Linked DNA regions of Homo sapiens: regions 2 and 3 are each linked to region 1. A link is an interaction called in ENCODE POLR2A ChIA-PET data of the cell type or tissue named here. Cell type or tissue: PC-3. All regions are shown on one strand. Each heading gives the region's core, and the rest is flanking DNA. Links, peaks and the distances in the headings are about the cores only. Region 1 overlaps PARD3 (par-3 family cell polarity regulator). Region 2 overlaps CUL2 (cullin 2). Region 3 holds the start of LOC124902409 (a long non-coding RNA gene).

What was found. Peaks named below come from ENCODE experiments on the same cell type or tissue, not always from the same donor. Only the 100,000 strongest peaks of a DNase experiment are listed, where the experiment ranks them.
Region 2: POLR2A ChIA-PET joins it to region 1 with 5 read pairs; 2 of 35 experiments call an interaction of 5 or more read pairs at or near these places.
Region 3: POLR2A ChIA-PET joins it to region 1 with 5 read pairs; 2 of 35 experiments call an interaction of 5 or more read pairs at or near these places.

Annotation. Positions count from the first base shown.
Region 1 is chr10:34,675,387-34,686,305 of GRCh38, forward strand. All of the region lies in intron 2 of PARD3 (par-3 family cell polarity regulator), which reads right to left. It also overlaps the pseudogene RPS12P16. Among named protein-coding and RNA genes, the nearest start is that of PARD3, 130 kb to the right of the region's middle. In PC-3, for the core only: no CTCF peak of the experiment used is centred there; no DNase peak of the experiment used is centred there.
Region 2 is chr10:35,036,045-35,046,963 of GRCh38, forward strand. CUL2 (cullin 2) reads right to left here. Exons shown (of 21, transcript NM_003591.4): 7 at 8,728-8,824; 8 at 8,522-8,632; 9 at 2,876-3,038. Among named protein-coding and RNA genes, the nearest start is that of MIR3611, 38 kb to the right of the region's middle. In PC-3, for the core only: no CTCF peak of the experiment used is centred there; DNase peaks (open chromatin) are centred at 5,297 and 6,997; H3K27ac peaks cover 3,640 bases.
Region 3 is chr10:35,001,526-35,012,444 of GRCh38, forward strand. CUL2 (cullin 2) reads right to left here. Exons shown (of 21, transcript NM_003591.4): 20 at 10,323-10,439; 21 at 7,026-8,917. The coding sequence ends at 8,786. It overlaps LOC124902409 (a long non-coding RNA gene), which reads right to left and starts at 5,073. Exons shown (of 2, transcript XR_007062110.1): 1 at 3,515-5,073. In PC-3, for the core only: a CTCF peak has its summit at 6,745; DNase peaks (open chromatin) are centred at 3,496, 4,596, 5,556 and 6,576; H3K4me3 peaks cover 439 bases; H3K27ac peaks cover 4,105 bases.

The DNA of each region.
Region 1 (10,919 bases), core at 3,402-8,401:
ATTGAAGTCCATGAACCCAGTCATACAGACATCTGGATGCATGAATTTCAACCATTTACTTCAAAAACCATGTTCTGCTTTTGCTGAGGCAGAAATTTCAATCATCTATGCTATAAACTGAACCTCTCACCCAGTGAGCTCAGAAAACTCCCCAATATGATATTTCAGCTTCTCTTTTTTATTCCATTTAATACAATACCCCAACTTTTTTTTTTTTTTTGAGGAATGTGAACCAAAGTTTTATTAGTTCATTTCTTGCATTTAAAGTGCTCTTCAATGACATCCTTGGCCTGAGATTCCTTATAACTTCCATAGTCCTTAACTATTACACAACTTCAACCAACCTTTCTACAGGGTCTTCCCTCTGTCAGTATTACAGAGGCCCACCCATTCCCTAGTTTCTTGTTTTCATCAACCTTAATTAGGCTAATCTGGTGTTCAGCACATGGGCCTCCACCAACTTCACACACACACACACGCGCTCATCACAGTTGGATACAGGCACACAAAGATGGGCTTGGTACTTGTCTAAGGCTCTGGCGGCTCCGCGAATCTCATGTGCTGGGCCATCATGGACGAGAGTGGTCTTCAGCACCGCTTGTAAAGCAGTGTTAACAACCATCACACCGCCAGCAGCAATGCCCTCCTCAGCCACCAAGGCAGGCCACAGGTAACGAGTGATGCCCCATCTTGAACGCACCCAAGCCTCCGCCTCCATAACTCAACAGCAGCAGGGAAAAAGCATGGTCTCAATTCTCTTGACAAATCTCAGAGGTATTATACTCTTATTCCAACTACATCTCCCTCCCCAAAGAAGCGCACACAAAACAATTTTAAAACTTATGTTTTCTACGGAAACCTTACCTCAAAGTGATGCACAAAACTGAAATTTATATGGCTGCTTAAATGTCACATCCTGGCTCCTAGCAGGGAAACAAAACGCTCTGAAGAGAGGATGGTTCCTGCTTGAGGGGGAAAAAGTCTGTCTTTCTTAGCAGTGCTCCTTCCCACAATAAACAAATGATCCAGGAATTTTGTACAAGAAGTCTACCTGATTCTTCGTCTACCCGCAATGTCCCCATCCACACACATCCCCCAAAAGGCCACATCTCATCTTTAAGATGAAAAGTAATTCCATTTTACCTGCCAGCTTAGAACTTAATAATTTAAAGGCATGTTTACAAGGGCAGAACATCATCATTATCATCACTACCACTGGAACGACACGCAATTAGAAGTCGTTTAGGGAAGGAAGTTAGAAATGCTCGGCGGAATTTAATTAGACAAATTAGGTTTTGGCAGAGATCTCTAGGTCAACACCCTACTTCTATAAACAATATTATGGAATTCTTAATGACAATACAAGGCACTCATTCTTAAATTCTCAACTGGCAAATACCAACACTTAGGCCACCACCCTCAGGTTCAAGCAGTTTTAAACTATGATTTTTCGAAAGGGAAGAGAAAAGATTCTGCCAACAGAATCAGCAACAATACTTTTAGGCAGTCTCTGAATTTCCTCATTCATTTCTGGTATTACTTTCTGCATAGTCTACACAGAAAGTTTAATGTCTTAAAAACAGGTTTTATTCTGTGTCTTTACTCAAATTACATTAATTTGAAGAAAATATCACATCGAAGAAAATCAGGTTTGCTGAAAATTCTTTACCAACAAACATCCAATATGGTGGCAGTTTCTGCGGAAGGAAGTATGTTACATATAAAATAGAGATTTGGAATGTCTTGGACTTGATTTATTTTCAGTATTTCAGTGTTGTCCAATAAGGAAAATATAAGAAAGATGATTAAACTGGCCAGGCACAGTGACTCACACCTATAATCCCAGAACTTTGGGAGGCTGAGGCAGGAGGACTGCTTGAGGCCATGAGTTTGCAACCAGCCTGGGCAACATAGTGAGACCCCCACATCTACAAAAAAATAAAATTAACAGGGTGTAGTAGCACATGCCTGTGGTCTCAGCTACTTGAGAGGCTGAGGTGGGAGGACTGCTTCAGCCCAGGAGATTGAGACTACCAAGAGCTGTGATCATGCCACTGCACTCCAGCCTGGGCAACAGATCTAGACTCTGTCTCAAAAAAAAAAAAAAGAAAAGAAACTAAAACTGCAAGATTTAGCAGACATATGAGGACCAAAATAAGTGTAGAATTGATGACATATTAAGTGTCCATTCTATAAACCATTAAGAGATATTCCCAAAACACACATCATTCATAAACTGGCCAGAATCAGTATCACACATTTGAGCTGAATTTGTATGAAGAGGGAAACAGTTCTGAAGCACCTATCTGTAATGCTGCAAGGCACCACTCTTCTCCGGGCAGGGGGACACAGATACCATGACTAACTCTCAATGGTTTCACAGCTCGAAAATCACCGTTCTAATGAAAGACCACCGGAGGGCACACATAACCCATGGCACTCATCCAAAAGTAAAAATAAAAAAAGCACATTTTATGTGCAGGGTAATCTTTACTTTTTATCTGTTATTGCTGTTTGGTAATTACAAACTAGCTCCAAAAATATCAACATTAAGAAAAGGAATCTTTATAACACTGTTAAAAGATCCACTATATATTGATTGTATAGCCTAAACTTACAGTCATATATCCAGTAGCTTCAAAGAATTCTTTTTAAAAAATGTTTTTTTAATTTATTTATTTATTTATTTAATTTATTTATTTATTGAGACAGGGTCTCACTCAGTCACCAAGGCTGGAATGCAGTGGTGCAATCTCGGCTCACTGCAGCCTCAACCTCCCCAGGCTCAGGTGATTCTCCCACCTCGGCCTCCAGAGTGGCTGGGCCTATAGGTGTGCACCACCATGCCTGGCTATTTTTGTATTTTTTGTAGAGACGGGGTTTCACCATGTTGCCCAGGCTGGTCTCAAACTTCTAGGTTCAAGTGATCCACCTCCTTTGGCCATTCAAAGTGCTGGGATTACAAGCATATACCACTGTGCCTGGCCCAAAGTATTTTTCAGAAAAAAATATTTTTAATTCTGAACAATGTACAGAACTGTGAAATTGGAGAAACACTAATTTGCTTTTATTCCATTATTTTGTTATACATAAAAATCAACTAATCCTTTTTAGTGAGATGTTTGGGTAACATCAGGGTCTCCATTAAAAACATGTTTTAGTAAGAGATTCCATACGAGTAATAAGGATCTGCTAATATCACAACTTGTTAGTATTGCAGCATACAGTAATTTAAACCCTTGCAATAAGTGAATAAACATAAACACTAATAAATAATAAGCATTCACAAATGAATTGATAGCACAGAAAATATCAGTATGATTTTGAAAACAAAAATGTTCAAAAATTAATCAGGAAACTTTTTCAAAATAATATTAAGGAGTAAACACAAAGAGTAAGCATGACTTTCAATTCCCCCCGCCCACCAAGAAAATAAAAATTAAAGGGGTGTTTTAAGGAAGTTTCTGTACCAACCTGCCTTTTGCTGACTTCTGAAGTGGCTCTCTTGAGGTTCAATGACCTTGAAAACCTTAACGCCTTCACCGAATCCTTCCGAGAGGTCCCAGAAAAAGAGTAATACCTCTTTGCAGGTTTCCCCTTCGCTCTGTCTGCCATCTCAACCCATTAGGAAGACAAAATCCTCAACAGCACAGACTTCAAGACTAACAACAGAATAAAATGATCCCCAAATAAACAGTCCACCCAAAATGTAAATAAACAACCTGTTTTGCTCAGTCCTCAAGGAAAGGGCAAAACCTCAAGTAAAGGGTAAAAAATGGAAAGCAGGTGGAAAATAGGGGAACACATTCCACCACCTAAGTAACCCCTCAATGGACGGCACAGACGGCATCCGGCAGTGTGGACTCCAGGTTCACCAGGGAAACCAGCTACGCCTCAACTGCACCAAATTAAAACTGCACCAGTCAAACAGGCCGGAGGTAGTTTGTCAAGAGTAAAACAGGGTGTAGCAAAACACCCTGGAGTCAGCAGGGTGTGAGAGCACACATCAGGTTCAAAGAAGTCTCTCAACGCATTCCTTGCCAAAATAGACAGAGGGCTATAGGATAGGATCAAATCACCACTCCTACTTCAAACCAGGAGCCCTCGGAGTGTGACTATTTTGTTAAGCTCTTTGAAAACTCTCTTCTTCCAGTGAATGAGAAATGGAGTGATCGGATGCTCAAATACACATATTTTACTCAGAGAAACACAAAACAAAATAGTCACAAGCATTACGAATTAGGAGTCTGGAACGCCACCTCCCATGTCACAGAAAGAGGAGGGAGGGTGTTTTTATACCCTTTCAAAAGGCAACAGGAACATCTTTCCTTCATTTTATCTCAGGTCTCACTGAACTGAAGTTGAGCTCGAGAACAGGTCACGAAAATAAGACAAGTCGTCTGTGCAGGAACAGGGATGGAACTGGAGGCCATTATCCTATGTGAAATCACCAAATCAGACACCGCATGTTTCACTTACAAGTGGAAGCCAAACAGTGGGTACATACAGACACACAGAGCAGAATAACAGACACTGGAGACTCCAAGAGGTGGGAGGGTGCAAGGTGTGAGGACAGAAAATTACCTTCTGTGTACAATGTTCACTATTTAGGTGATGGATGCACTAAAAGCCCAGACTCCACCACTACCCAATATGAGCATGTAAGAACCTGCACTTGTACTATCTAAATATATAAAAATAAAAATAAAAATTTTAAAGAAAATAAAACATGAGAAAATGGAGAAATAGGTCTCTAGAGAAAGTACTGAATACTATGAATACCTGCAATACAATTATACTTATAATACTATTAACACTAGAGCCCCACAAAACCCAATGCTTTAGGACACCTACAAGCCTAACCCAAGGATTGAAAGATACAGTACATTCAGGCCAGTGTGGCAGCTCATGCCTGTAATCCCAGCACTTTGGGAGGCCGAGGCGGGCTGATCACTTGAGGTCAGGAGTTCGAGACCAGCCTGGAACACATGGTGAAACCCCATCTCTACTAAAAAATAAAAAAATTAGCCAGGTATGGTGGTGGGAGCCTGTAATCCTAGCTACTCTGGAGGATGAGGCAGGAGATCACTTGAACCCAGGAGGTGGAGGTTGCAGTGAACCAATATCACACCACTGCACTGCAGCCTGAGTGATGGAGTAAGACTCCGTCTAAAAAAAAAAAAATGAGGGGAGGGGAAGGGGAATGAGAAGCGGGAGGGGGAAAGATAAAGAAAGAAAACGTTCAAGGTAACAAGAGGCATGGAATTATTTTTTAAAACACATACCAATCATTAAAGAAGCTACATAACCAATTGGAAATCATCATTCTCAGTAAACTATCGCAAGAGCAAAAAACCAAACACCACATATTCTCACTCATAGGTGGGAATTGAACAATGAGATCACATGGACACAGGAAGGGGAATATCACACTCTGGGGACTGTGGTGGGGTGGGGGGAGGGGGGAGGGATAGCATTGGGAGATATACCTAATGCTAGATCACGAGTTAGTGGGTGCAGCACACCAGCATGGCACATGTATACATATGTAACTAACCTGCACAATGTGCACATGTACCCTAAAACTTAAAGTATAATAAAAAAAAAAAAAGAAGCTACATAACCAAACAGCCTACACCAGAAATATACAGCTGGTGAATAATATAAACACAGAAAATTTAAGGACAGCTGTATTTAACAGTGTTATACGATGCAATATTACTCAAAGTGTGGTCCCAGTCTCCATGAAGTACAGAAATAGAGTAAGCTTTTGAGAACACAGCAACTTGACTGAGTAATTTTATATCTGTTAACTCTAATAATAGCTAAAATAAAGGCCCATAAAACACAAGCCACTTTATCCCAGTAATTTATTTGCATTGTATTTTAAAAGTATTGTTCTGCCACAGGTTGGAGGGAAAAAAAAAGCAAATCTAGTCCTTCACAGCGACAGTTTGAGAAGTAATTAGTTGTGTTAACTAAAGGTAGAAAGAATATTCAAGACTGCCTCTTTGGGGAGGGAGAGAAAGTTAGAACTAGCCCATCTGGAGGCTGACCTGAACACACCTCCTAATTTATCCAGCCTGAATATTCCCACCTACATATGGGACTTTTCTTGCTTTAAAAGTATGTGGAATGCAGCTACACTAAGAAAAAAAGGATACAAAACTTTACATACCTTATAGAACATGGAACACCACTGTTGTAGCTGCAAACATTTTGCTAGCATTTTCCTTTATTATATATAATATATATCAAATATATAGTATTATACATGTTATATATAATATACATGTATATAATTAGATTTTTATATTTTATATATGTATTTTACGTATGTATTTTATATATATATATATATATATATATATATATATATATATTTTTTTTTTTTTTTTTTTTTTTTTTTTTTTTAAGTAAGACAAGGTCTCACTATGTTGCCCAGGCTGCCCTCAAACTCCTGGGCTCAAGCAGACCTCCCACTTTGGCCTCCCAAAGTGCTGAGATTATAGGCATGAGCTACCAGCACCCCGCCAACATTTTCATCTCCCCATTTTACAACAGATCCCTAAGGACAAGTGTTCTCTATTTACTTCAATCTCTCAAGTCCTGCCTAGAATGGAACAGATGCTCAATAAATATGTGAGGGCTAGATGAAAGAAAAGGATGCTGTTACAGAAATGCAACTGCAGTGTCATCTCAACCTCAAGTTCCCAGCAGCCAAGAGATCCCTGTTGACACTACCCACAAGTGCTGATAACAAAATGCCTGATAGTGGACGGTCATCATTCGACTGTGCCCTTGAAAAGAAGTATCTCTTGACAATCTTTTGTAAGAAATTAAGTCAAGCAGTATAGCACACATTCAGACGCAAGGAACTTCAGAATTCTTGCGTGGTAGTGCACGCCTGTAATCCCAGCTACTCAGGAGGCTGGGGCAGAAGAACTGCTTGAACCCGGGAGGTGGAGGTTGCCTTAATAATGTATTGAGAATCCTCAAATTCTAACACACAGAAAATAAACAATGTATTTCTTACAACTATCTCTGGGTGCCAAGTATATACCATGCTCTCTATAAATTCATAGAAATAAAAAAATAAGTGAAACTGATTACCTACAGAAACTCATTTCATAACACAAATATCTAGGATAGCCTGGTTTGTTTGCTCGCTTGTTTTTAAATCCTCAGGCCAGGTGCAGTGACTCACACCTGTAATCTAAGCACTTTTGGGAGGCTGAGGCAGGAGGCTCATTTGAGCCCGGGTGTTGGAGGCTGCACTGAGCTAGGATCACGTCACTGCACTCCAGCCTGGGTGACAGACCAAGACCCATCTTAAATAAGCAAACAAACAAAAAGCCAGGCATGGTGATGCACATCTGCAGTCCAAGCTACTCAGGCGGCTGAGGTGGGAGCCCAGGAGACAGAGGTTGCAGAGATTGCATCACTGCACTCCAGCCTCGGTGACAGAGCAAGGGCCTGTCTCGAAGAAAAACAAAACAAAACAAAATAAAACCTCAGAAGCAGTTATTAAAAGAATGAAGAGCCTAATTTGACAATGGTGGTGGTGGTGGTGATGGTGGCCGACAACGGCAACCACAATTAACATTTCCTGGGACCTTATTCTTGCCGAGCACAAAACCTTAATGTGAATTCTAAGGCTTAATCTTAAACTTAACCTCATAATGAAATCATGTCCTTTGCAGCCACATAGATGGAACTGGAAGCCAACACCCTAAGTGAAATAACTGACACAGAAAGGTGAACACCACGTATTCTCATTCATAAGTGGAAGCTAAACAATGGGCACACATGGTCATAAAGATGGAAACGATGGACACTGGCGACTCCAAAAGTGGGAGGCGGGGAGAGAAGCAAGGCTTGCAAAACTATTTACCGGGTACTACACTCACAGTTTAGGTGATGAGTTCACCGAGGCTCAAATCCCATCATCACCCAATATACCTATGTAATATAACTACACATGTATCTCCTGAATCTGAAATTTAAAACAAACAAACAAAAAACTCGTAAGATAGTTACTATGATTATACCCCATTTACAGATGGGAAAAATGAGGTAAGAGAAGTCAAGTAAAGACAGCGTGAAGCCGGGATTCAAATGCAGGCAGTGTGGCTCCACAGCCCACCATACGAGATGCCAGGCACTTCCAAAGCAACAGAAAAGCACAGCGCGGCACACCAAGTTATTAAGCCCCAGCCTGGGATTGGTGTAACAGAAAGAGTGAGAACCTCTGTCCCCTGACTCACTGGGTGGCCCCAGATAAGCAAAGTCTTGAGGGCTTTCGCTAGAAGGACTGAGGCCCAGCCCATCCTGTGCAGGCTGACCCCAAAGCTCCTACTGCTCGTGAGGACCCTCACTTTTCATGCAGGAGGCCTGGCCCCCTCCGAACTCCCTTTCACTAACACCTCACTGCTCTACCTGTACCATATCTGGGCCCTGTGCTCCCACAAATTGATGAACTGTGGCCAAACCAGTACCCACAAAACACTTAAATGTTGGGAAGTCATCTTTCTGAATTAATTAGCCATTTGCTGCTCTGCTTGGCAGCAAATTTAAATATTTGCTTCTTTACACTCTAAAATAAGCTCACTTAGGAGGAAATGAATAAAGTCATCTAGTTAATGAAGTCAATTTATACAAGTTATTTCATTTCCAGGTTATCAAAATCTTTAAATCATTCAGTTCCTATGCCAATTCATACTAAAGTCCAAAAAAAGATGTTTCTATTCTAAGCTATATTTATAACTAAACCTAATGCTTCTTTCCTACTGGAATTAAGCAGAAGTAGAATATGGAGTGGACAGTGAAAACGAAAACAAAACAGTGAACCACACACACTGTCCTCAGAGATGACCAGTACTGACACTTTTTGGTCTACCCCTCAAACTTTTTCTAATGTATATAATTATTGCACTAAAGTTAGATTATATTTGGTACATTGTTTTAAACTGACTTTTCACAGATTTATATTGGATTCACAGATTTATCTACGGTTAGTCCCAAATATCCAGCTGCCGAACTAACAGCTCCAAGACACTCAAACTCACAGAAGACAACACTGAATGTAATCTCCCATCCCTAGTCTGGCAACCTCGCAGCAGTCCCTACCTTGGTGAATGCCCCACCATCTCCACCCAGCCCAATCGCCATCAATTTCAACCTCCTTCCACAAAACTGGCAGGAGCCACACACTGCCTGCATTCGAATCCTGGTTCCAGAAAACCTGCTGACTGGCCTCTGCCTTCCATGCTGCCTCCTCATTCATTCTTCACACAGCCACCAGGGGGATATTTCTCAAATGTAAACCTGATCACTTAACACCTGCTGGTCTTTCAGTTACATGTCTATAAGACTTTGGCTTGATGATACATACACACACACACACACACACACACACACACACACACACACACACACACACACATATATACACACACACATATATATACATGTATATATATACACACACATACACACACACACACACACACACACACACACACAGAGTATAGTAGCACTAAGCCCAATGCCTGGTACAAACTAGGTGCTTAGTAAACTGAATTACCTAAAAATATTAGTCTGATTTTCTTGCAAAGGAAATTATTCCATATGCTATCTTTTAAATTATTCACGCACTCTGGTTTGAAAAACTTATTAACCTTTGAGAGGGAGAGGGAGGCCACTTAGCTTTGATTCAATATTGAAACTAGGTTTTAATTTATTCCATTTAATCTTAATCTCAAGTATTCATCAGAAGACAGTAGGGTATGTATTTATGAATAACTAAATTATTCCTTTTGATTAAGACAACAGAAAACACATTTCATAAGTTTTTCATTATACTGTTTTCTGTAAGTAGGATTTATGATAAGGTATGCCTTCAGAAAACACTGCTTCTTTAAAATGTATATTTCCCCAAGATGGAAAGATTAAGATGCCTGCATTAAAAGCATGTTCTCCTGGGCTACATCCACTTCACCTGAAGGAAGGCAAGGAATTCAACAACTCACCTACCTGATCAGCAAAAAACAGTACGCTGGTCACCATGTAACACCCTAGGCAGATATCATAATTCATGTTTACTTACGGAAATTAAGCCACATGTGCACAAAGGAAAAAACTCAGAGTAAACCGGTGGCTTAAACATTCTAAGGGAGTTAACAACTTAATGCACGTGATTCCCGCAATCTTTTTTTTTTTTTTGGAGACGGAGTCTCACTTTGTCGCCCAGGCTGGAGTGCAGTGGGGCAATCTCGGCTCACTACAACCTCCGCCTCCTGGCCCTACACGATTCTCATGCCTCAGCCTCTCAAGTAACTGGGACGACAGGCGCGCATGACCAAACCTGGCTAATTTTTGTATTTTTAGTAGAAGCAGGGTTTCACCATGTTGGCCAGGCTGGTCTTGACCTCCTGACCTCAAATGATCCACCTGCCTCAGCCTCCCAAACTGCTGGGATTACAGAGGTGAGCCACCATGCCCGGCCTTTCTGCAATCATTTTAAAATTCGAGGTAGTAATCATATGATGCCACATCCTAATGGAAATTAAACACATTTCTGGGATCCCCACCCTGCAACTCATCCCATTTTTGCATGTAAAACACTGAACTCAAATTAATTTCACATGTTTAGTAATAACTAAAATACTACTTACTTGAAATAAGAACACCTTAGTTATTTCAGGTATCACTGCTTTTCACTAACACATAATTTACTTGAATTCCTTAAGTGTGAACTACAATTGTTACAAATGTAGTATGTGAAGCCCTCCCTCATTTAATATGTCTTATTTTTACAGCTTGTAGCTCTGTGAAATGTTAACAAATTAGAATCTGGATAATAACTTACAACCTCGGTCCTTGTGCGATAATTTTCCTATGGCTCTTTTCTGTCTTTT
Region 2 (10,919 bases), core at 3,100-8,099, 360 kb after region 1:
ATGTAATCACACGCAGGATAAGAAACAGGCATTACCTACACCCAGGAGTCCCCTTCATGCCTCCTTCCAATCACACACTCTTGCTCCTCTGCAAAGGTAACCACTGCTGTGACTTCTAAATCACAGATGAGTTTGAACTACGTATAAAAATGGGATCACACAATTCTTTCGTGTCTGGCTTCTTGTGTTCAACATGTGTATAAGGATCATCTATGTTGTTGTGCATGGCTTTAATTTGTTCATTTCCACTCCTCTATAATATTCCATTGTATGAATATACTGTACTATTCTACAGTAACTGGACATTTGAGCTGTTCCAGTTTATGGAGCTATTACAAACACTACTATGAACATTCCTGTATGTCTTTTTGTATATATGTCCAGGCATTGGCAGTGGGGAGGTAAAGCTGGGGGGTGGTTATATGTTTAGGAGAACTGCTGGATCATAAAATATGCATAATATATCCCACTTAGCGGTCAGTGCCAGTTTCCCAAAGTAGTTGCATCAATTTATACTCTCACTTCAGTGTTCAACAAGTTCCTGCTACTTCACACTTCTTTCTATGTTTATTGGCCATCTGGGTATCTTCTATTCTGCAGTGCCTGTTTTTTGAGCATTTTATATTTTGGATATAAATCTTTAGTATTGCAGGTACATTACCCTATAACTGTCTTCTGATGATCCAGTGGTTTTAATGGCTTTTTTTGAGACAGGGTCTTACTCTGTCACCCAGGCTGGAGTGCAGTGGCAGGATCTCGGCTCACTGCAACCACCACCTCCCAGATTCAAGTGATCCTCCCACCTCAGCCTCCCAAGTAGATGGGACCACAGGTGCACACCACCCCGCCTGGCTAATGCTTGTATTTTTTTGCAGAGATGGGATACTGTCATGTTGCCCAGGCTGGTCTTGTACTCCTGAGCTCAAGCAATCTTCCTCCCTCTTAATGGCCTTTTAATAATCCAAAGTTTTTCATTTTAATGTAGTTCACTGGATCAATCGTTCCTTTGTGGTTAGGGCTTTTTGTGTCCTATTTAAAATATCTTTCCCTGTCTCAAGGTTATGAAGATATTCTTCTATATTATCTTCTAGAAGTGTTATTTTTTTACCTTGTACATTTAGAGAAAAAACTCAATAGTGAATTGATTTTGTATATGGTATCTTGAGGTAGTGATCAAATTTCATTTTCTTCTGAAATGGATATCCAATTGACTGAGCAATGCGTGTTGAAAAGACCATCTTTTACCTGCCGCTCTGCAGCGCCACCTTGGTCTTACATCAAGTGGCCACATATGCTTGGGTTGTTTCTAGGATCTCTTATTTTATTAGGATATCTGTCTGTCCTTGTACCAATGCCTCACTGTCTTAATTACTATAGGTTTTACAATAAGTCTTGCTGGTCATTAAAGTCTTTCCATCATACTCTTCAAGACAGTGACTTTCGGAATTAAAATGAAATTATTGGGTTTTGACTACATTGCCCTGGATCTATGAAATTAATGTTGCTGTAAAAAACACGGGGCCAAGGGTGGTGGCTCGTGTCTATAATCCCAGCACTTTGGGAGGCCAAGGCAGGTGGATCACGAGCTCAGGAGTTCGAGACCAGCCGGCCAACATAGTGAAACCTCGTCTCTACTAAAAATACAAAAATTAGCCAGGTGTGGGGGCGGATGCCTGTAGTCCCAGCTACTCAGGAGGCTGAGGCAGGAGAATCGCTTGAACCCAGGAGGCAGAGGTTATAGTGAACAGAGATCGCGCCACTGCATTATAGCCTGGGCCACAGAGCGGGACTCCGTCTCAAAAAACAAAAACAAAAAGCCTGATTAATGGCCGGGCGCGGTGACTCACACCTGTAATCCCAGCACTTCGGGAGGCCGGGGCAAGCAGATTATCTGAGGTCAGGAGCTCAAGACCAGGAGGCCAACATGGTGACACCCCGTCTCTACTAAAAATACAAAAATTAGCTGGATGTGATGGCACACACCTGCAATCCCAGCTACTTGGGAGGCTGAGGCAGAATTGCTTGAACCTGGGAGGCAGGGGTTGCAATGAGCCAAGATCATGCCATTGCACTCCAGCCTGGGCGACGGAGCGAGACTCCATCTCAAAAAAATTAATTAATTAAATAAAATATACATATTTATTATCTTTCCTGCCTATAAAAGTAATGCATGTTTTTTGTTTTTTTAAAAATCAGAGAGGCCGGGCGCAGTGGCTCACGCCTGTAATCCCAGCACTTTGGGAGGCTGAGGCGGGCGGACCACAAGGTCAGGAGTCCGAGACCAGCCTGACCAACATGGTGAAACCCTGTCTCTACTAAAAGTACAAAAAAATTAGCCAGGTGTGGTGATGAGCGCCTGTAATCCCAGCTACTCAGGAGTCTGAGGCAGGAGAATCACTTGAATCTGGGAGGCGGAGGTTGCAGCGAGCCAAGAGCACGCCGCTGCACTCCAGCCTGGGCGACAGAGTGAGACTCTGTCTCAAAAAAAAAAAAAAAAAAAAAAAAATCAGATATAGCTGATTTTTTATATTATATAAATTATTACATTTATTACATAATATTTGTATTTCCTTTTTATAGTCTTTGCCTTTATTCCTACTGTTTATCAGGAATTCTAAATGCATTAAGGAAATTAGCTCTTGTAATATATAAAAATGTATAAACACAATTTCCCACTTTTTCTTCTGATTTTAGAACACTCTGAAAACACTTTCCTAAAATAGTCTTTCAAAATAAAGTATTAATAATCTGTAAAAGGTTATTTAAAATATTTTAAAGACTATTACTAAAATAGGCATTAAATCAAGGGTGACTAGAGGATGATATAAAAGGTGGATTTATAATTTAATTTCTACTCATGTTTGGTGTCACTTACCATTTTTTTTCTCTTGTCGAATTATATTATGACATTCTGCATGTAAAAACTGTAAGTGGTCTGCTACCATTCGTTGTTGACATTCATGAATCACCTTAGTATATGAACTTGGATGTAGGTATTTTCGACATCGAATTTCTTCATCTTTTAATCTACCTAGAACCTATAAAAATATTTTCTTACAGTCATGAACACAAAGTTTTACTATGAGGAAAAATCTGTAATATCAGCAAGTAACTCAGCCAAATTTTAATGGCTGAATTAAACATGGCAAAGGTAATAAGGGTTACATAAGCAATTTAAACCCACATTCTATAAATCATTTCAAATTTTTATTTAAGCTACTAGCTGTCATCTACATTCCACCAGTCTTATAAGCAAGAACTAAAGTTAAATAGTCTGCATTTTGTCTTCATTTACCTACACCATTCATCCTATTACATGGACAACATAACATGTAACAGGAAAAGTGGGTACAGATGATTAAATTCAGAACAGGTGATCTCTGTTATGAATAACTATCAAACTAAAAAATAAATTATATTGAAATCAAGTAGATGAATCTAATTATTTTACGTTGGTTTCTCTTCTTGTAAATGGAACTGTATGTGCATGATAGTTAACTACCATATTAAAGATTTAATTAAAATTTTTGAAAGTAGGGGCTGGACATGGTGGCTCACACCTGTAATCCCAGTACTTTGGGAGGCCAAGGCAGGTGGATCATCTGAGGTCAGGAGTTTGAGACCAGCATGGCCAATATGGCGAAACCCTGTCTCTACTAAAAATATAAAAATTAGCCGGGCATGCCTGTAATCCCAGCTCCTTGGGAGGCCAGGGCAAGAGAATCACTTCATCCCGGGAGGTGGGGGTTGTAACGAGCCAAGATCGCACCACTGCACTCCAGCCTGTGTGACAGAGTGAGACACTGTCTCAAAAAAATAAAAATAAGGCCAGGCAAGGTGGCTCATGCCTGCAATCCCAGCACTTTGGGAGGCCGAGGTGGGTGGATCACATGAGGTCAGGAGTTTGAGACCAGCCTGGCCAACATGGTGAAACCCCGTCTCTACAAAAATACAAAAAATTAGCCAGGTGTGGTGGCAGGTGCCTGTAGCACCAGCTACTCGGGAGGCTGAGGCAGAAGAACTGCTTGAACCCAGGAGGAGGAGGTTGCAGTGAGCCGACATCACGCCACTGCACTCTAGCCTAGGCAATAAGAGCGAGGCTCTGTCTCAAAAAATAAATATAAATAAAAAATAAAAAATTTGAAAGTAAATATAATTTAGTCATAGTCAAGTATGTCAATCAAGACTTTTATTAAAGTTTATCCTACATAAAGCGCTGAGCTACAAATAACACTGGTTAATATCAACAAGAACTAGCCCATAAGGAAAATAACCAAAGAATTTGACTAATTTCTGTCTCAAGACAAAACAACAACATATACACAGACAAATGCACCGGCTTGGAAACACTCTGGAACATAAAGCTGTGTAATTAGAGTTTCTGAAATTAAGTGTTCCCGGGGAACTACATACACCTGGCACTTTGGAGAGTGCTGCTGAGTTGGCCTGGGCACAAGGAGTGAAAATCATTCCTGGAAAGCGGATCAGAAATTTTCAATAAAAATGAGGCTCCAGACAGTAGGTTCCCACAGTCCTGTCTTTCCTATTGTGCGACCCTTTGAAGCCAGGAGTTCAGGGCAAAGTCACAGACTCAGGTCGGGCAAGAAGGGGTCTAGAGCAGCAGTCCCTAACCTTTTAGGCACCAGGCTCTGCTTTTGTGGAAGACAATTTTTCCACAGACGGAGTGCGGGCGGCATTGGTGGGGGCAGGTGGCTTCCAGGTGAAGTATTCCACCTCAGATCCTCAGGCATTAGATTCTTCTAAAGAGCGCACATCCTAGACCCCTTGCATGCAGAGTTCACAATGGAGTTTGCGCTCTGTGAGAATCTATGAGAATCTAATGCTGCTGCTGATGTGACAGGAGGCGGAGCTCAGGCAGTAGGTAATGCTCACACAGTGGCTGCTCACTCCCTGCTGTGCAGCCCGGTTCCTCCTAACAGGCCACAGGTCAGTACTGGTCCTCCCCAGTTCCTAACAGGCCACAGGTCAGTACTGGTCCTCAGCCTGAGGGTCAGGGACCCCTGGTCTAGAGGACAAAAGTGTTCACCACATATTACATCAGCTAAGAAAGGCACTTTGATTAACAATAAATCCTTTAAGGGCTATTTTTATAACAAAAAGGATTAAGTCTATTAGTCATTCAGAGCATACTATAGTGACTTTAATCTGCTTGCCAAGTTAATGCAACAGGAATTACAGTGGGTCTGAGAGAGGTGAAGGAGGATGGAAGAAGGAAAAAATAAAACAATGATAACTTGGGAGAGAGAGGCGCATATCAAGAGAAATGTAGAGAAGGTTGGACTGCCCCAGTGCAGGGCTTCAAACAGCTGTAAAACCCCTGGGGGAAAGAAAGGCCAAAGCTATAAGAGGAACGCAGCAAGGAGGCAGGAAGGCTGTACTGACTCATTCCCCAATTAACTAAATGGAGAGCAAAGCCCAGGGTTTTGCCCTTGAAGCTAATATGGTCCAACATTATTTCCTGAAATGAGCTTTTCTTTTTCTTTCTTTTGTCAGACAGGATCTCGCTCTCTGGCCCAGGCAGGAGGGCAGTGGTGCAATCTCGGCTCACTGCAACTTCCGCCTCTCAGGCTCAAGTGATCTTCCCACCTCAGCGTCCCAAGAGCTATGACCAGACGACTACACCACCATGTGTGGCTAGTTTTTTAATTTTTTGTAGAGATGGGGTTTTGCCACGTTGCCCAGGCTTGTCCTGAACTCCTGGACTTGCGTAATCTGCCCGCCTCAGCCTCCCAAAGTGCTGCAATTACAGGTCTGAGCCACCGTGCCCAGCCTGAAATAAGCTTTTCTAATAAACATTCTTTTCCAAACATAATTTATTCCAATGTCCCTCCTTCCCTTTTAACACCTTGAGATGTAATTTACATATTAAATAATTCACCCATTTAAAGTGTGCAATTCAATGGTTTTGGTATATTACATTATCAATGTTTTTAAATTGTGGTAAAAACATAGATAATAAAATTTACATTAGCCATTTTTATGTGGGCAATTCAGTGGCATTAAATAACGCTCACTATGTTGTGTAATCACCCCCATTGTCTACTTCCAAATATTTTTCATTACCCCATCAGAAACTTTATAACCATTAAGTAACAACTCCTCACATCCTCCTCCCCTGATAACCTCTAATCTATCTTCTGTCCTTTTGAATTTGTCTGTTCTAGATATTTCCTATAAATTGAACCACAGAATATTTGCCCTTTTGTGTCTGTCTTTTTCCACTTAGCATAACATTTTCATGGTTCATCCATGTTGTATCATGTATAACTTCAATTCTTTTTAAAGACTGTGTGGTGTTGTGATATGTAAGTACATTGGTTTTCATCTGTGGTTCCTGGTTCATAACTCCCTTAGCCCTAGTTACAGTCTTTAGTTATAATGTTGAGTGTGTTAGGTCTCAGGAAACAGAATTTCTCTCCTACTCTCCTTTCACCTGCCTCAAGGCAGGACTCTAATCTTGCCCTACCTTTCTGACTGTGGGTCATAAGACCCTCCCCAGAGAAAGCCCCACCCTGTACGCTGGGGGAAAGACTACTGACATCATGAAGCTTCCACAAAAATCCAAGAAGACTGGGTTCCACAGGGATAGAAGCTCCTGCACTCATGGTGATTTCAGACCTTCCCTTATGTGTCTCCTCAAGTGGTTGTTTATTTGTATCCTCTAAAATATCCTTCTTAATGAACTAGTAAACATTAAGTGAGTGTTTCCCTAAGTTCTGTGAGCTGCTCTAGCAAATTAATGGAACCCAAACAGTGTACTGTAGGACTTCAACTTGAAAGCCAGTCGGTCAGTAGTCCGGAGGCCCAGACTTGTGACTGGTGTCTGGGGGTGTGCAGGGCAGTCTTGGAGACTCAGTCCCCAAACTGTGGGATTAGCCACTATCTCAAGTAGATGGTGTTAGAGTTGAACTGGAGGACACCTAGCTGGTGTCTGCTGCTTGGTGTGTGGGAGAAGAGAGCCACACCTTTGTTTACAGAAGCCTTCTGTGCTGATGATTGTTGCTGTGGTGTGAGAGTAGAGGAAAAACATGGTTTGAGAGAGTTTTTCACTACACACGATGAATAATATTCCAATGCACATATGTATCACATTTTGCTTATTCTTTCAACTTCTAACAGACATCTGGGCTACTGCCACCACTTGCCAGTGGCATATTTTTGACAGCCAGACAGAGCAAAGTGCATGTATCACAGATAATCTGTGTGTGATTCTTGGGGCTGGATCTAGAGGCTTCAACAAAAGTCTAAGGTGCAATAAGGGCTAAGAGCTTAGAACCACTGATCTAGTGTAACCTGAACTTAATTGATGGGGGAAAAGTTCCAGATAATTTGCTCAGGGGACAGAGCTAACTAGTAAGAAAAGCAGGAAGATAATCAAACAACTAAGACCTCTAGATCTGGGCTTTGTGGATGACACAACAGTGTATCGGTAAGCACGGATGCTTTGTGACTTGTGGCCTAGGGATGTAGGATGACAGCTCACCCACTTAAACTACTCGACCTTTCTTGGCTACATAAACTAACACAAACCATCCCAAAATAAAATGCTTGAAATCCAACACTGCAGATTTAAAAACCTGGCTAGAAGTTCTAATATATCTTACATATGGTGGTTTAATTTGTATGAACACTTTTTTCTTCTACTACTGAGAAAATAAACATGGGATTTAACATATGATAACCAATATGTACTGGTTTAGTGATCAATTAAAATTTCTTGGCTGGGTGCAATGGCTCACATCTAAAATCCCAGCGCTTTGGGAGGCTGAGGCAGGAGGACTGCTCAAGTTGAGGAGTTCTGAGACCAGCCTGGGCAACACAGCAAGACCCCATCTCTATAACAAATTTTAAAAGTTGCTGGGCGTGGTGGTGTGTGCCTGTAGTCCCAGCTACTTCGTAGGCTGAGACAGGAGGACCACTTGAGCCTGGGAGCCATGATCAAGCCACTGCACTCTAGTCTGGGCACCAGAGCAAGACCACATCTCCAAAAAAAAAAAAAAAAAAAAAAAACACCTCACGTGGGGTTGTCTCTCAGCCTTTCAAGAACTTAACAGACCAAAAGAGTGACTCATCCAAATGTCTAGAATTACTATATTTTCCTCATATTTTTCCTCTCATTTTAAAGGAAGAAAAAAACCTCAACACAGAGCTTCTGCACTTATCCTATTCTCTAAACTAACCACTAAGCATGAAATCCAGTATAAACTGATTATTCTGCCAAGAATGTGCATATATATTAATTTCAAGGACAAGTAAACCAAGCAGTCAGGATTTATCAAAAAGCATCAATTATGATGAAAACTGGAAGGGTATTGTAAAGAGCAATGACTTATCAATCGATATTATATAATAACTGTAACTCAGAGTTAATGATTAAATAGATTAAATAAACAGAATATTTTTCCACCAAGAAACAAAACAAGAAAACTAAGAACGATGTTAAATAAAACCAGGCCAGATACAAAATAGATAAATGTATTCGATATGTTTTATTTCTTACCTTTTCCATATACTGTGAGCAGTTTGATTCTTGTAATAAATTTGAAGCTTCTTGTTTGTAATACTCTCCTGTTTCAGTCAGAAAGGGAGACTCAAAAATTTCCTGATAAAACTGAATAAATCAATTACATCATATTAGAAGAAATTAGAACAAGCAGTTTAAGAAATTAACAGTCTGATTATTTGTTTTTAAAGGAGGCTGTTTACCTTTAAGGGGAATTTTTTCTTATACTGTTCAACATGAACAAAGGAGTTAATAACCCCATGGATTACTTTCTGGTTTGGGTCTTCTCCACCACGATCACTAAAACAAGGTATAACACAAAATATTCTTGAGAATACAAATTATCTATGGAAATATACCCAAAATATGCCAAAATATGGCTCCTTATTCTATTGGTCTAATCAAAGTGTAAAGAACTATAAAAAGGTACATGCATGAATCTTAACAATGATTTTTTTTATATCACAGCTGAGTTAATATTCATGATAGTTAATGTATACATTAGATGTCATTTCAAGAAATAAAAAGAAAACTGATTGTAAAGTTCAAGATACTATGTCAGTAATAAGATAACACTTCTTTAATTTTAACAAAGTAGATACGAGCCCATCAATTCAAAACTTTAATACTGGCGGTTAAGAATGCTTGATTTTCACTCACTACAAACTACAAAGTCTTAATCATATTAAGACATGTAGGTGAAATGTTAGCTTTTCTAATAAAAGGAATATGAAATAGAACCAGGCACCGTGGCTCGTGCCTGTAATCCCAACACTTTGGGAGGCCAAGGTGGGAGGATCCCTGAGTGCTGAATTTGTGAGCTGCCTGGGCAATAGAGCGAGACCTCATTCAAAAAAAAAATTAGCCATGCATGGTGGCACACACCTGTGGTCCCAGCTACTCTGGAGGCTGAGGTGGGATGATCCCTTGAGTCCTGAGTTTGAGACTAGCCTGGGCAACATAGCAAGACCCCATACAAAAAAAAAAAAAAAACAACTTAGCTGTGCATGGTGGCACATGCTTGTGGTCCCAGCTACTCTGGAGGCTGAGGTGGGAGGATCGTTTGAGCCCAGGAGGAGTCGAGGCTACAGTGAGCCACGATTGCACCACTGCACTCCAGCCTGGGTGACAGAGCAAGACCCTGTCTCAAAAATTAAAAAATAAAAATAAAAATAAAATAGAAAAAAAGTTTGCTTAAAGCCACAGTAAAATAATCTAGCTCTAAATTGGGATTTTGTGACTCTAGTACCAATGCTCAAATCAAACCATTATGGTTTACCTCACTACACACTCTTCCAACCTACTTTAAAATAATTTCTTCTTTGCATTAATAATGTCACAAAGAGAGCAACAGAAAACTTATTATCATCATTCCCTAGTAAGAGCTTGTTGCTCTATATATAGGATGTAAGAATTTTCTATCATTGAAGAAAAGCATCAAGGAAAAGCATCCAGGCAATTACCTTTACATACTAGAGTCCTTCCCTGCCTCTGAACCCCTCTAGTCCTCTTTGATTCTTCCTTTAATTATTTGGATATTCTGAGAACTATTTTTTGGACATGAATTAATATGGCTACAGTAATTCTGTCAGTCATAGAGAATCTTGATATCTTGATATCACTGACTAGTTCATATAATAAGGTCACACATGTGAGCTCATTTCCTTGGCTTGGGTCACATGCGTGACCTCACATAAGCCCACATTCAATCTGGTGAGATACTGATCTGAACTGTTACCTATTTTCTCATGTTCTGCTTATGGTGGAAGAACAGATACTGTGGAGGACATACTGGCAAAACTCTAAGTATACACACCCTATGACCCCAAGCAAACATCTACATATGTGTACAACAGAAACAAGAGTGGTGTTAGTGGAAAAACTGGAAGGAACCTAATATACGCCACTAGGAGAAGAGTTTAATAAAGTGAGGTAGGCCTCTCTAGTTTAAGTCTGAGTTCATCCTGGTAAAGTTTAAAAAGCTAACTGGTCACCTAAGGATGACAGCAAACCAACTCATTATCTTAAAAACTGGGTTATTGGCCAGGCGCAGTGGCTCACACTGGTAATCCCAGCACTTTAGGAGGCTGAGGTGGGCAGATCATCTGAGGTCGGGAGTTAGAGAGCAGCCTGGCCAACATGGTGAAATCCAGTCTCTACTAAAAATACAAAAATTAGCTGGGCATGGTGGCGCATGTCTATAATCCCAGCTGCTCAGGAGGCTGAGGTAGGAAAATTGGCTTGAACCTGGGAGGAGGAGGTTACAGTGAGCCAAGATCGTGCCACGGCATTCTAGCCTGGGCAACAGAGTGAGACTCTGTCTCAAAACAAAACAAAACAAAACAAAACAAAACAAAACAAAAACAAAAAACTGGGTTATTAAAAAGGAAAGAAA
Region 3 (10,919 bases), core at 3,475-8,474, 330 kb after region 1:
GCCACAAGAGTGAAACTCCGTCTCAAAAATAAATAAATAAATAAAAATAAATAAATTTCATTTTACATATACAGTCAGCCCTCTGTATTCATGGGTTCCACATTCATGGATTCAACCAACCACAGATAAAAAAACATTTGAAAAAAAGAAAGAAAAGAATAGTTGCATCTATACTGAACATGTACAGACTTTTTTCTTATAATTTCCTAAGTGACACAGTATAACAACTACTTACATAGCCTTTACCTGGTGTTAGAGGTTATAAGTAATCTAGAGATGATTTAAAGCATACAGAAAAATGTGCATAGGTTCTATGCAAATACTACATCATTTTGTATAAGGGACTTGAGCATCTGTGGATTTTTGTATCTGTGAGGGGTCCTGGAAGCAATCCCCCATGTATACTGAGAGACAACTGTGTGTGTGCATGTGTGTGTGTATTTATTTATGCATATGTGTGTGTGTGTATATATATATATATTTATATCTCCTGTGGGTTCTGTTTCTCTGGAAAACTCGAATACACAGGGTATTAGATGATTTTCATAAAAATGAACATTCACACCCACTGCAAATACCCTAATTTTGAGTTCACATTGCACTTCACATTACACTTGTATTTTTCAAGTGTATTTTTTGGAAACCATAGCACTATAATACTGTGTTCTGCTGCATCCCAGGAGATTCCTCGGTTGGCCACATACTTGCCCTTTTATAGATAGTCCCTGGTGGGTTTGATGGTCTAGCAGGGATCAAAATGAGCTGGCTTTCTGACCCTTCCCTTCATCTCTGCTTCCTAAAGAATCCCACATTGGTTGCTGCAAGGACTTCCAATTGCTGTCAGAACTTTCAGATCTAATTAGATTGGATTTTAATTACTGCGTCAGCAGTGAGCCTGATCTGACTTTTGGAGAGCTAAGGTTGACCCCCACTAAGGGTGCAACCGCCCAAGAAATGCAAAGTGGCTCACTCCATTTAGACTTGGAGGCCAAATGCCAGAAATAGTTCAGAAAAGTAGTGGTGGCTGGCTATGGAAGCCTCTTCCTTAATTTGAGTAGCTCTCTTCCCTGCTTTACGGAGCAGTGGAGATGGCGGCCCAAACCAAAGCCAAGTAAGTAATTTACAAGTGAAGGCACATGCACCTTCCTGAGTGCTGACAGGATGTATTTCCAATTTACCAAGTGGCTGCAGGTCCTCATCTTTCTTGGCTGTCAACAGTTAAGAGACGATTATTTTAAAATATACAATCTAGGACGGGTGTGGTGGCTCAGCCTGTAATCCCAACACTTTGGGAGGCTGAGGCAGGTGGATCACCTGAGGTCGGGAGTTCGAGACCAGCTTGACCAACATGGAGAAACCCTGTCTCTACTAAAAATACAAAATTAGCCGGGCGTGGTGGTGCATGCCTGTAATCCCAGCTACTCGGGAGGCTAAGGCAGGAGAATCGCTTGAATCTGGGAGGTGGAGGTTGCAGTGAGCCAAGATCACGCCATTGCACTCCAGCCTGGGCAACAAGAGTGAAACTTCATCTAAAAAAAAAAAAAAATTAGCTGGGCGTGGTAGCACACGTCTGCAATCCCAGCTACTTGGAGGCTGAGGCAAGAGAATTGCTTGAACCCAGGAGGTGGAGGCAGTAGCGAGCTGAGACTGCGCCACTGTACCCCAGCCCGGACGACAGAGTGAGACTCCGTTTCAAAAAACAAAAACAATAAAATGTACAATTTAAACAAGGTGTCTCAGATATCTACTTTGTAGCACTGCATTGATTTGCATTTGGCGAGTTTCCTTTAACATCACCATACTTCTCCCGCATCACTGACCTCCTCAGGCCAAAACTAGACCAGCGTTCTTTTGTGTGTGTGTGTGTGTGTGTGTGTGTGTGTGTGTGTGTGTGTGTGTGTGCGTGATTTAAGATGGCTCTGTCATCCTGGCTGGAGCACAGTGGCAGGATCTCAGCTCACTGCAGCCTCTGCCTACTGGATTGAAGTGATTCTCATGCCTCGGCCTCCCAACTAGCTGGGACTACAAGTGTGTGCCACGCCCAGCTAATTTTTGTATTTTTAGTAGAGACTGGGTTTCACCACGTTGGCCAGGCTGGTCTCGAACTCCTGACCTCAAATGATCTGCCCACCTCAGCCTCCTAAAGTGCTGAGATTATAGGTGTGAGCCACTGCGCCCGGCCACTAGACCAGCTTTGTTTCTGCTAAAAGTAGATCTGAGCTTATCATATCTGTTTTTTCCCCTAGAAGACAAACAACCTGAAAACTATCCACTTAAGAATGCTGAGGCTCTCTGCATAGGACTGAGTACTGAGCTAGGGACAGCCCCATAAGCTAGTTGATACCTGAACAGGGCTGCTTATGAAAGTCACAGAAAATTTTCATCTTTTTTCTGCAACACCAAAGTTCCTCCAAGGAAAATATCAGCCTGGCCATCCAAGTATAAAAACAGCAATCCACTAAGTTTATTCCTTACCCGAGGCTGCAAACTTCAACACAGTCTACAATTCTTCAATTACTAGAACTGTAAATAGCAAGTTACTAACAATGGAGAAAAAGAAAACAATAACAAAACATCTAATACCGCCCTTTGTTATTCAAATTCTTTTCCACAAGTTAGTTCCCAAAGATCTCTTCCTTTGCTGATGATTCCTTTTAAGCTTGCCAGGAGTGCAGTGCAAAAGCAGTAGTGGGCAAAGATTTATGAATATAAGAAAGAACTGGCCGGGCACAGTGGCTCACGCCTGTAATCCTAGCACTTTGGGAGGCCAAGGCAGGTGGATCACGAGGTTAAGAGATCAAGACCATCCTGGCCTCTCTACGAAAAATACAAAAAAATTATCTGGGCGTGGTGGTACATGCCTGTAGTCCCAGCTACTCGAGAGGCTGAGGCAGGAGGATCACCTGAACCTGGAGGTGGAGGTTGCAGTGAGCCGAGATCGCGTCACTGCACTCCAGCCTGGTGACAGAGTGAGACTCTGGCAGGTTCACTTTGGGCACAATGACCCCGCTTCTGTAAATGTGTCCTCACCTCAAAGCGGGGGTGACAAGACCACTCACTGAAACACAGGAAGGCAAATCCTAGAATGTATTAATATATAAATAACTAAAGGAAAAATCTCATTCCTCTTCATTCCTGCTTTTATGACTTAACATGTCTGCAACATATTCATGTGGTAGTAAATGTTTGGTATTCTCTAGTCACGATGAACCTGGAAAGTGTTGACTCATGGGCTAGGGTAAGAGAAAGGAGAATAGTTCAAACAGCTTCTACAGATTGGTTTCTAAGAATCAGGATGGGAACATGTGCACAGTGAACTTTCAGCCTTTACGACCAACCACCTGCTGCACTTGGACATCTCAAAAGCACATCAAGTACACACTGTCTAAAACCAAGCCTACTAACTTCCTTCTCCTTTCGGGCTTCTAGGATCCCCCTAACTCACTAAATGGCATTAGTTGTGAAAGCCAAAAATCTAGGTTGCCATCATTGACTCATCTGTTCCCCCACTCACCCTGTCACAATCCATAAGTCACTCCGGTTCATCCACTTTATCCCTCTAGAAGTAGTCACTGTCATTAGGATCACTCCTGAGCCGGGCACGGTGGCTCACGCCTGTAATCCCAGCACTTTGGGAGGCTGAGGCAGGCAGATTGCTTGAGGTCAGGAGTTCGAGACCCGCCTGGTCAATATGATGAAACCCCGACTCTACTAAAAATACAAAAGTTAGCCGACCGTGGTCATGCACCTGTAATCCCAGCTACTTGGGAGGCTGAGGCATGAGAATTGCTTGAACCTGGGAGGCGGAGTTTGCAGTGAGCCGAGATGGCACCACTGCACTCCATCCTGGGCAACAGAGCGAGACTCTGTCTCCAAAAAAATTACCGCCTAATTTCTTCCGATGCATTTTCCCTTAAAATTTACAAATATTGGCTGGGTGCGGTGTCTCACACCTTGTAATCCCAGCACTTTGGGAGGCTGAGGCGAGTGGATCACCTGAGGTCAGGAGTTCGAGACCAGCCTGGCCAACATGGTGAAACCCCGTCTCTATTAAAAATACGAAAATTAGCCGGGCATGGTGATGCGTGCCCGTAATCCCAGCTACTAGGTGGGCTGAGGCAGGAGGGTCACCTGAACCTGGGAGGCGAAGACTGCAGTGAGCTGAGATCGTGCCACTGCACTCCAGCCTGGGCAACAAAGCAAGACTCTTTCAAAAAAAAAATTACAAATATTATGACATAGTTCACAAACGCCAAAGCAAAATAATATATAAATATGCACACCATAAAGCATGTTAACAAAATGAACATTCACACACTGACTAGCCAAGTTGTGAAAACATTACCATCATCTTTTAAAAATGTAAATATAACCAAATCACTCTTTGCTTACAATGCACATAATTCAGCCACACTGGTCTTTTCGATTTCCCAGTTCTGGCTGCCTCTTATCTTAGGATCTTTGCTGTCACTTCCGTTAAGAATGTGCTCTCCCACCTTCATTCTCCACCCGTTAACCTCTCTTATGAAATCCTCCTGAGTAGTCACGATTTCCTTCACAAGCACTTACCACATCTGGAATGACACAGTTCTGACTGATTGTTAAAGACCGGAAGCTCCATGTGAGCACAGACAGCATCTTTTCTGCTCATCACCGCATATCTTGTACCCAGCGTAATGCCCTGGCACCAGTACCTGTTTGCTAGATGATAAAACGAAGAGGAATTTCCTGGGTTGTGGATAGGGGCCAGTGGAAGAAAAAAAAATCTCTTACAATTTCATAGGTAGCACAGCCATTCCTTATGAAAATTATCATTCTTCCCCATCAGTAAATCCTACCTTTAATGAATTCTAGCCTATGGGGCCATATATTTCAAAGGATTGCCTAATTTAATTGCTTTGGCCTTGATACGCTTCAAGAACACAGCAATCTTCTACTAGTGGGTCTCTCCATATTAATTTCCACTCATTTCGCTATCGCCCATCTGCAACAGACCTTAGGACTAGTATTTTTATTTATTTATTTTTTTGAGACCGAGTTTTGCTCTTGTCGCCCAGGCTGGAGTGCAATGGCTCGATCTTGGCTCACTGCAACCTATGCCTCCTGGGTTCAAGCAATTCTCCTGCCTCAGCCTCCCAAGTAGCTGGGACTACAGGCGCATGCCACCATGGCTGGCTAATTTTTTGTATTTTTAGTAGAGACAGGGTTTCTCCATGTTGGTCAGGCAGGTCTTGAACTCCTGACCTCAGGTGATCCACCCACCTCAGCCTCCCAAAGTGCTGGGATTACAGGCGTGAGCCACCGTGCCCAGCCAAGGACTAGTATTTTTAAAGTTCGCATCTTGACTTTGACCTTGCTCGACCAAGAATTTATTCTTGGAACCAAAAATCAAGAGGTGAATAATTATCCTTTTCTAGTACATAGCTCAACAAAATTAACTGATAACAACTTTTAAGTATATATACACTGTGAAATAAATGTTCTGTAATAGTACATGTGAATGTAAAACACTAAATTCACAAATACGCTTTGTCATGAATCAGCTATGTGCCAAGACAAATTCCTTAACCGTGTTTACATCATCTTAAGTATCTTAAGAAAAATATGATGTGTTTATCATACATTATTTAACTAGAAACAAATTGTTATTCTAAAAGGTCAGGAAAAACTATTCTTTATGTATGAAATGAAGTTATTTCTACTTATTTTAGAGGCTATATACCTATACAGAGAGGCCATACTTATAACATCCATGGATTTGACTGGCATTTAAATTCAGGTTCTGCAGTTTACAACAGTAACTCCTGGAAAAGTCTCATTTAGTTTCCTCACCTATGAAAAAGAGAAGCATTGCCTATCAAACAGGATTACCTGAAGATTAAACAAAATAACATAGGTGGAAGCACCTGTCATCATTTATACTCAAAAAGGTTTTTTAAAAAAGTGAACAGACATGGGATAGCATGGTAGCGTACATAGGTTACAAAATCCTAAAAAGATAGTAAGTTATAAAGAAAATAAAGCATAGTGGCTCACACCTCTAATCCCAGCACTTTGGGAGGCCGAGGCAGGTGGATTGCTTGAGCTCAGGAGTTTGAGACCAGCCTGGGCAACATGGCAAAACCTCGTCTCTACAAAAAATACAAAGATTAGCCGAGTGTGATGGCATGTGCCTGTGGTCCCAGCTACTTGGGAGGCTGAGGTGGGAGGATCACTTGAGCCTGGCAGGTCGAGGTTGCAGTGCGCCGTGATTGCACCACTGCACTCCAGCCTGGGTGACAGAGCGAGACCCTGTCTTAAAACAACAAAACAAACACACAACCCCCAGAGTGCTTGTTTATATTAAAGCAAATGGTCATAAAATATTGGACTAAACCTTAAAATAAGTCTGCACCTTCAGTAGCAATTAAATATTTGCTTTCAAAGGGAAAGGACTGGCATGTGGACAAGGCCTCATGCTGGCTGGCTATAAAATGCATCACTGACTCACATACGTAAACTACCTTAGTATTAATGACTTCTAAAAAACTTCTGAGGGTTTTGCTTACTTGTGTTTTCTGCAGTGAAGCATAGAAAATCCTCCTCTCCTTGCTCCTTTTTCCTTTTCATAGCTCTGAGCTGTTTTGCCCACTCGCACTAGTTACTGCACAGCAGGGCGGCCAGGTCAGAGCTCTGGGCTGTGTGCTACAGCTTCTGCAGTGATGACTTCAATCTCCTGACCTAACTTGACAAGACTGCAACTCTTCCCAGCACTCTCTGCAGGGGAAGGTGTGCGCTGCAATGAATTCCAAACATTGCTCCCTTTCTGAATGGTGCCTTGGTTGAACAGATTTGGCCTCTCTTCCTCATGCGAGAGATGTTTCCTTTCAGATAAAATGGAGAAAGGATGTGAAGAAAACTCTTGTAAGCCATCTCTGTAGACCTCCGCACAAGTATTTTGTCCATTTTTCAGTATATTTTCTTGACAATTAGATACCAGGATAAGACTTAATTTAACATTTATAAATATTTAAGAAAAAAAGGAATCAATTTGGAAAACTTTTATCAATCAACAAGTTATCAAAACAAGGGTTTGCTTTTTGACAGTGAATGTACAATATTATATGGTTTGCCATTATTTCCTCTTTTGGAAGAAAGGTAAAATGAGAAATACATTATATAAGTCATTATAAGTTCAGTAGATTTTTAAAACACTTGAGACACGAGTTAGAAAAAATGCAATTGAATAAACCAATTGTAAGACCCATCTCAAAACAACAAATTTAAATATGAACCACATATTAGATGATACTAAGTAATTATTGTTTTTGTTAGGAGTAATAATATCACTGTGGATTTTTTAAAGGCCTTACTGAAGTATTATAAGTGAAATAATTTGTGTGATTTGCTTTAAAATATTCCGATTTTAAAAATTTTGTGTTGGATGGATGCAGTGGCTCATGCTTGTAATCCCAGCACTTTGGGAGACAGAGATAGGATTGCTTGAGGCCAGAAGTTCCAGACTAGCCTGGGAAACATGGCGAAACCCCGTCTCTTATTTTTTTTAAAATAAAGAAAAATTGTATGTTGAGGGAGGAGGGGTGTGGTGGTGGTGGTGATGGTGTGGATAGACAATAAATATGATAATAGATCGCAGTACTCTTAACACTGCTGTTGAGATATATATATATATATATTATATATATATATATATATAAAATAAACAAAATAATGGGATTTATATATGTGGCACCCAGTACAATGTACAATTTTCTTTTTTAAAAAAGTATTTAGGTTATGCATTGCTAAGCACATCTGTGATTGATGAGAGTGACTCTAGTATCTAAACTGTTGGAGGAGGGTTGTAAGGGTAACAGGTAGGGGAGGCATATAGAAGGAATATGTTGGTATCATAGATTTCCTAAGACTCAGGGAAGGCCACAGAGCTAGGGTACTAGTCTATGCTAGAATTAATGGATTATGCAACCGAAGAAAGACAACTTTTGAATGAAAAGCTCTCTCTGTGCCAGACTTGAGGTCACCAAGCATCCTGCTCACACTCTGCGATGTCTGTGGAGTAGCACACCACCAGAAACTGCTGATGGAATTACATCTTCAAGATTCAAAATGTTTAGATCCAATATATCTAATCCATAAAAATAAAGCATTCTTTATGCTGAATGCAGTCCTATGCAGTCAAGAACAATAATCTAGACATTTTTCATGTAGGATTTAAATAGGAGTACAAGTGAATTAAACCATTCAGATAAAAACGCAACTAAAGATGCATTAGCTGCTTTGAGTCAATATATTTTGTGGTCAACCTGATACTCCATCCACATAAAAAAGGCATTCTATTTCTTTATTTTTTTTTTATTTGACAAGCAGCAGTATCATGTTTGTCATTTTAATGTAGATACAATTATTAGGTTATCTGTCATATTACAATATTTAAGTTTTTAAATTTTATGTCCTTTAAGATACATTAAAAAAAAAAAAAAAGACACATCAACTGCAAACGTGAAGGGGAGAAAAAGCATGGTACCCAACCGAATTTCCACTTTTCAGCAATACTTCACTCATTCTTTTAATAAAGTTTTAAGAAATGTCATAATGACATGAGCTTGAAATATCTCTAGGCATTTTCTTTGACGCTCATGACGTGGCACTGGTGATGTTGTAAACAGCAGAAAACAGGGGCTGCCAAATGACCAAATTATGGAGGCACAGTCCTGCTTTTTCCCACAGGAACACACCAAATGGTGATGGCAATGATCTTCTCACACCACGCTGGAGGAGAGCGACATCACGCGACGTAGCTGTATTCATCTGCCGACGCCTGGCTGCGTTCTATGTATTGTTTGTCTATCAGAACTTCAATACACTTCTTAATCATGCTGATACTGGGATTAAACCTAGCTCTTGACTGGCTAATCACCTGTGGAAGAGATGTGGAAGTCAAACTACTGCCAGTTCTTCAGCTATTAAGTAATGACTTTTAACCAATCAGTTTAAAGTGCCTCAAATGTACTGAGGTTTCAACAAATGGGCCAAATTAAGTATGAAAATAGGAACTACAATGTGGAAAATGGATACAGCAAAATCTAATAATGATACATAATTAAGTGAAACAATAAACTAATTAACCTAAGTACTCACACACAACCCCAAGCTTCTATTTAACTCAACTCTCAGCTCTTAGTTCAAACACTTTCTCAAGAAAGTTTTCCCCAGCAGCCCCTAGGCCAGGATATTTAAATACATTCTCATAGTACTGTATACGTTTCCTTCAGTGCATGCTAATGTAATTTTACATTTATTTGCATATCATTTCAATAGTGTATTTCTTCCCCCATTAAACTGTGAACTCCAAAAAAGCCTGCCATATCTTCAGCTGCTCTGTGCTATATCCCAGGGACCAGCCCAGCTGTCTATCACATGGTAGGCTCAGATAGTTATGGAATGAATGAATATCTGATGGGTCAATTTCCTTCAATAACTGGACAGAAGACTCAATGAATCAGCAAGTTTTAGACCTCTAAAATAAAGCCAAAGCAAATATGAATTTATTATTATCATTTGAGATAGCATCTCACTGTGTCACACAGGCTCAATCCCTGGGCTCAAGCAATCCTCCCGCCTCAGCCTCCCAAGTAGTTGGTACTACAAGTGTGCCGCCACAACTGGCTAATTTTTTAATTTTTTAATTTTTTTTTTTTTTTTTTTTTAGGTGAGATGGGGTCTCCCTGTGTTGCCCAGGCTGGTCTGAAACTCCTGGACTCAAGTGATCCTCCTGTCTTGGCCTAACAAGACATTCAGATTACAGGTGTCCACTGGGCATGGTGGCTCACACCTGTAACCCCAGCACTTTTGGAGGCCGAGGCAGGTGGATCACCTGAGGTCAGGAGTTCGAGACCAGCCTGGCCAACATGGTGAAACCCTGTCTCTACGAAAAATACAAAAATTAGCCAAGTATGGTGGTGCACGCCTGTATTCCCAACTACTCGGGAGGCTGAGGCAGGAGACTCACTTGAACCTGGGAGGCAGAGGTTGCAGTGAGCCAAGATCACGCCACTGTACTCCAGCCTGGGCGACAGAGCAAGACTCTGTCTCAACAACAACAACAAAAAGGATTACAGGCATGAGCCACTGTGCCCAGCCTGCAAATCTGAATTTAATACTGAAATTGTGAGTGAGTACGATTCTGATTAAGTATGAAACATTTCTTTATGCTATCTGAGGATCAGGTTATTTCTGTATCCTCTTTAAGAAGAAAGAGACTGAATCTGTACAATGACAATGCCCTCTACCCTAAGAAGCCCTGAGGACTGCCCTCCTTTTACCTCTTGAATAAGGGCATTGTGCCGAAGCACTTTTCGTGCTTTCATGATACGAACTATAGCAGCTTGGAGATACATTTTCCGGTCCTCATCAACTGCACTTCTAGTCTGCTCCATTTCCTGTTTTACAGAAGAAAAGAAAAAAGACCCAACAAGACATTAAGTCACTGAACTTGTTTTCAATTCATTTTATCAGTGAGTGCAAATACTTTTTTTTTTTTTTTTTTGAGACAGGGTTTCACTCTGTCGTCCTGGCTGGAGTTCAGTGACTCGCTCTCAGCTCACCGCAACCTCCATCTCCTGGGTTCATGTGATTCTCATGCCTCAGACTCCTGAGCAGCTGGGATTACAGGTATGCACCACAATATTGAGCAAATTATATAGTTATGTTGTGCCAATATCACATAACCACTGCTAAAACATCTACAATTTCTAGGGTTAAAGTTGAAAGATTAGAAAAAAATTTACATTATTGTAAACTGTACTGTTAAGGTAAAGAGGCAATAAAGGAGGACACAGCAATAATTTGCAAGATCATTTTCTTATCAGTGATTACAGAATCTTTCATGACGCTTTTAGATGGAGTTGTGTCAACTGCAG